Linked DNA regions of Homo sapiens: region 2 is linked to region 1. A link is a contact called in ENCODE Hi-C or POLR2A ChIA-PET data. All regions are on one chromosome and are shown on one strand. Each heading gives the region's core, a stretch centred on a gene start or an enhancer-like site at or near the end of the contact. The rest is flanking DNA. Distances are from core to core; before and after follow the strand shown.

The links. A loop is a pair of places that touch in the nucleus more often than their neighbours do. ChIA-PET counts read pairs that join two places held with the same protein, here RNA polymerase II (POLR2A). Pooled maps may share reads with other maps.
Region 2: a pooled map shows a loop between it and region 1 (5-fold over the local background). The contact joins the enhancer-like site here to the promoter of LINC02129 in region 1. A Hi-C loop is called at or near these places in 8 of 50 pooled maps. POLR2A ChIA-PET finds 5 or more read pairs at or near these places in 8 of 52 experiments (B cell, CD4-positive, alpha-beta T cell, activated CD4-positive, alpha-beta memory T cell and 4 more).

The regions. Positions count from the first base shown.
Region 1 is chr16:27,175,222-27,177,949 of GRCh38, forward strand. LINC02129 (long intergenic non-protein coding RNA 2129) reads right to left here and starts at 1,366. Exons shown (of 4, transcript NR_170200.1): 1 at 1,342-1,366.
Region 2 is chr16:27,252,307-27,255,034 of GRCh38, forward strand. The region is part of intron 2 of NSMCE1 (NSE1 component of SMC5/6 complex); the gene reads right to left. Among named protein-coding and RNA genes, the nearest start is that of NSMCE1-DT, 15 kb to the right of the region's middle. Within about 2 kb of position 1,350, at least 10 of the 41 ENCODE cell types and tissues checked have a DNase peak (open chromatin) inside an H3K27ac peak, as active enhancers do; they include B cell, where a contact is called at or near this core.

The DNA.
Region 1 (2,728 bases), core at 116-2,615:
GCCACTACTGGACTGCCCAGTATGTAAGTCCCCTTAATAAACCCTATATCTTGTTTGCTGGTTCCAGTTCTCTTCTTCAGCCTCTTTTTATTTTATTTTATTTTTTTGAGACGGAATCTCACTCTGTCGCCCAGGCTGGAGTGCAGTGGCAAGATCTCGGCTCACTGCAACTTCGCCTCCCAGGTTCAAGCCATTCTCCTGCCTCAGCCTTCTGAGTAGCGGGGATGAGAGGTGCCCGCCAACACACCCAGCTAATTTTTGTATTTTTAATAGAGACCGGGTTTCACCATGTTGGCCAGGCTGGTCTTGAACTCCTGACCTCAAGTGATCCGCCCACCTTGGCCTCCCAACATGCTAGGATTAGCATGCAAGCCACCGCACCCAGCCCTTGGGCCTCTTGAACACGGTGCCATCCTTACTGAAATCAATTGAAGTCTGGCACAACACCAAGGTCACACAGCCAAAAGCAGCAGCAATAGTCTTAAAACTCCACCTTCAGGGTCCCCTGTCACCTCTAACTTAGCTTCCCACGCCTAGAGTATGGGAGCCTGATTGACAATGTTCACCTTACTGTCCTCAGGTTTTTCCATTCTGCTTCTCCCCTCTTCTTCTGTGGAAGCCCAGGAAACACTGTGCTGAGGAATTAGGAGGCCTGGGATTGAATGCCAGTTCCACAGCTTTGCAACTATGTTAATAACATCTCCTTCTGGGGTTTAAAGGGCATCAGTGCATGCAAAGAGCCTAGGTGGAGGCCACCATGTGGTCAGCGAATCTCATTTCCAGTTTCCTCCAGGGACCCAGATAGACTACACATCTCCCAGCCTTCCTTGCAGTCAGGCGTGATCATGTGACCAAGTTACGGCCAGTGGAAGTGAGCAGAAGTGACATCATCGCTTCCAGACCCCGCCCATTAGAGCCTCCCACATGAGCTCCCTCTCTTCCAGACTCTGCTGGTTGGATGAAGTGGATTCACTTTCCTCATCTGTAAAATGGGATGATGAGGATCACACACACGGTGAGGCAGGAACGAGTGGATCATGTGAAGCACTTGTTCGCAGTGCCCTGCACAGTCAACAAGGTAAAAGCATGAGCTATTATTCTCTCCACCTGACAGAGGAAGCAAGGATGGACACTCTCTCCTCCCATGCCCCCACTATCCCTCCTCCTCAGATACAGCAACTCTGTAGGGCCAGGGATGTGCTTGTGAATGGGACTGGCTTCCCGGGAAAGGCAAACAGAGCAGGCAGTGGTGACTGTGGGCAAATTAACCTGTTTGGCCTTTCCTTCTTCTTCTTGAAAAGAGAGAGAGAGAAATGATAGACCAGGTGTGGTGGCTCATACCTGTAATCCCAGTGCTTCGGGAGGCCAAGGTGGGAGGATCACTTGAGGCCAGGAGTTTGAGACCAGCCATAGCAAGACTCCATCTGTACAAAAAAAATTAAAACTTATCTGGGCATGGTGGCACATGTAATCCCAGCTACCCAGGAGGCTGAGGCAAGAGGACTGCTTGAGCCCTGGAGGTTGAGGCTGCAGGGAGGCAGCAGTGGACTTGCTGCCCAGGCACGGTGGCTCACGCCTGTAATCCCAGCACTTTGGAAGGCCGAGGCAGGCAGATCACCTGAGGCCAGGAGTTCGAGACCAGCCTGGCCAACATGGTGAAACCCTGTCTCTACTAAAAATACAAAAATTAGCAGGGCGTGGTGGCACACGCCTGTAGTCCAAGCTACTCAGGAGGCTGAGGCAGGAGAATGAACCCAGGAGGCGGAGGCTGCAGTGAGCTGAGATCATGCCACTGCACCCTAGCCTGGGCAACAACGTGAGATCCTCTCTTTAAAAAAGAGAGAGAGAGAGAGATGCTAGACTCTACATAAGATTGTGACAACTGATCAGGGTAATTCTCTAAATCAGTGTTTCTCAAAGCATGGTCTCCAGACATGCAGCATCAGCCTCACTTGGTAACTTGCTAGAAATGCAGACTCTTGGGCCCCACTCCAGACCTGCTGAATCAGAAACTCTGGGGCTGGGCCCAGCAATCTGTGTGTTAACAGGCCTTCAGATAACGCTGATGCACACTCGAGTTTGAGAATATAAAGGGCTGACATGAAGGGCTTACCACTGTGCTTGTCCTGTGCACGTGAGAAGCCCTCCTAAAAATTGTCTTTCGTCTTTGGAGGGGATAAGCTGGACCCTGAAGAGTAAGTAAAATATGGCAGCATCTTTGCATCTCATCCACAAATTTGAGTTGCTCAGAAATACATCACTTCTTAAAAATGTTCGGTGACTCACTGAATCTCCGACTCATATCCTCCACGTTGCTGCGCTGGCATAAAAGTAAACTTCAGTCCTTCTTGACTTTTCCATGCCTTTCTGGGGTTGGGTGTTGGTTCTTGGGTTTCACACAGTGCTGAGAGGCGTCTAGGTCCTCCATCCACTTGGGTGACCATTCAGCTCTTCATCCTTCCGGTCCACATGACCCCTTCCAAATTAGAAGCCTCGGCTGCTCTCAGAGCTCGCTTGGGGCCCCAGGCTCTTCACTGAAGCTGCCTTGAGCACCATCATCCAGAGCCACAGACTCATATGCCCAAAGGGACCAGGTTCATCAAGGAGACAAAGTGGACTGGCTGGCCAGGTGCGGTGGCTGACGCCTGTAATCTCAGCACTTTGGAAGGCCGAGGCGGGCGGATCACCTGAGGCCAGGAGTTCAAGACTCGCATGGCTAACATGGTGA
Region 2 (2,728 bases), core at 100-2,599, 77 kb after region 1:
CACTCGTCAACGGCCAGTGACTGATCAATCATGCCTGTGTAAAGAAACCTCCATAGAAACCCAGGAATGGCCAGGCACGGTGGCTAAATAAATATTTCAAATCATTTCTAATGGTGGATTCACAATTTTGTGGGATTATTTTTCTTAGAGTGTGCCAAATTCAATAATCAACAGGCCCTATAAAACCTGAAACTGGGCTGGGTGCAGTGGCTCACGCCTGAATCCCAACATTTTGGAAGGCTGACGCAGGATGATCACTTGAGCCTAGGTGTTCGAGACCAGCCTAGGCCACAGAAGAAGACCCCCGTCTCTACAAATAATTTAAAACTTAGCCGGGCGCGGTGGCTCATGCCTGTAATCCCAGCACTTGGGGAGGCGGAGGCAGGCGGATCACCTGAGGTCAGAAGTTCGAGACCAGCCTGGCCAACATGGTGAAACCCCATCTCTACTAAAACCACAAAAATTAGCCGGGTGTGGTGGCTCACGCCTGTAGTCCCAGCTACTCAGGCGGCTGAGGCAGGAGAATCGCTTGAACCTGGGAGGCAGAGGTTGCAGTGAGCCGAGATCTTGCCATTGCACTCCAGCCTGGGCGACAAGAGCAAAACTGTCTCAAAAAAAATAAAAATAAAAATAAAAAAGAAACCCTTGAACGACAGGATTTGAAGAGCTTCGGGTTATTAAACACACAGAGGCGTTGAGACGGTGGTGCAAGTAGAGAGGGCACGGAAACTCCATGCCACCCCCACTTCCCACAGCTGGCCCTGTGATCTCTCCTATGTGGCTGTTCCTGAGTTGTAGCCTTTATAAAAAAACCACGTAAGTCAAAATGTAAGTAAAGTGTTTTCCTGAGTTCTATGAATCATTCTAGAAAATTATCAAATCCAAAGAGGGAGTTATGGGAACCACTGATGTACAGCCATTGGTCAGAAACACAGGTAGCCCAGGACTTACAACTGGTGTCTTAAGTTGGGTCAGTCTTGTGACACTGAGCCCTTTAACTTGTAGGATTTGATGCTAACTCCAGGCAGATAGTGTCAGAATTAAACTGAATTATGGAATGCCCAGTTGTTATCTAGAGAACTGGAGTAGTGTTAGAAAAGATACCACATCAAGTGTCAAGAGAAAAAGAAACCCTCATTGCCCATCTCTCGAAAGATCACTGGCCTTGACTGACGAATGTCCAGTATTTTATACTTTGTCCATTTTTGAATTGTTTCAGGCAAGAAGGTGTACTGAGCCCTGTTGCTCCATACTGGCCAAAAGTGGAAAACCTCAAACCCAAGCCTTCTCCACCACCCCCGAGGCCTCCTGTGCCGACTTCTATCAAGGAGGCCTATATTGGAATCATCTGACCCCTTGTCTGTATGACTCATGAGAGCCATGGTAAAATAAAAATTCAATCTCTGAGTCACCAGTCCCTAGCACAGAGGCCTGGCTCACTTGAGATTCTAGGGAAGCTTTGCTGGTTGAATAAACGTATGTGTGGATGCAAGTCCTGGCTCAAAAATCTAAGGTCCTCTAAGAACACAGGTCCCTAGCGCCATTCCGAAAGGCTCGACCCAAGGCCTGCACTGAACTTGAGAACAAAATCTAAACTCTTCACTAGCCAGGAGAATTGGGGACTTTGTTTCCCCTTAACGACAGTAAGAAGAGAACCCAAACCAAAGCCTAGAATAAGAAGTGATTTGATAAACTGGACAAACACCCTGGGAAATGGCAATTAGAATAACTTGCAATTTCAATCACTCCTTTGTTTCATAATTTTCCTAGAAGCTAAATATTTTTCTATTTGGTACAAGGGGATTTTCCTGGCCATCTCTTCAAAAGATAGGAAATTAATAATATTGGGTCTTGCGAGTATTCACTTAAGTTTAGATAATTTCTGTCATTTCCTGTTTAAAATCTCCCTAATAACAAGAACATGCAGTAACAAGTTTTTTGGCATTTTTCTTAAATGAAGATAGGACAAAATAGATTGTTCTACCCTGTTCACCCTGGCCATAACCATATCTAGGTGCAAAGAAATGGTACACAGTGTGAAGAATAAATCAATTCCTAGACACATTCTACAGGACTTTCCTAAATTAGATCATAACAATTTTAAAGGTCAAATAAAGGCAAAAACACTTTCAGTCTTAGTACCAAGGCATCATGTGGCTCCTTGCAGTGAGCTGTGAAACTTCCCCACCAACATGAAAGCTTACAGTCAAGACTCACAGGAGAAAAAAAGAGAAAAGGACTAAATTGTCGTGTAAATAAGAGATTCAGGATTAACACAAGCATTCTTTTATTTTTTTGAGATGGGGGTTCACTGTGTTGCCCAGGCTGGAGTGCAGTGGTGCAACCTCAGCTCACTGCAACCCCCACCTCCCCTGCTCAAGCGATCCTCCTGCCTCAGCTTCCTGGGTAGCTAGGACCATAGGTGTGTGCCAGCACACCTGGCTAATTTTTTGTACTTTTGGTAGAGACTGGGTTTCACCATGTTGCTCAGGCTGAAGACAAGCGTTCTTATGCACATTTCTGGAGGATATTGAGGGGTAGGTTTAAAGTCCAACCATGCTTTTTTTTTTTTTTTTTTTTTTTTTTTTTTTGATACATGGTCTCGCTCTGTCGCCCAAGCTGGAGTGCAGGGGCAGGATCTCAGCTCACTGCAGCATCTGCCTCCCAGGTTCAAGCAATTATCCTGCCTCAGCCTCCCAAGTAGCTGGGACTACAGGCATGCACCACC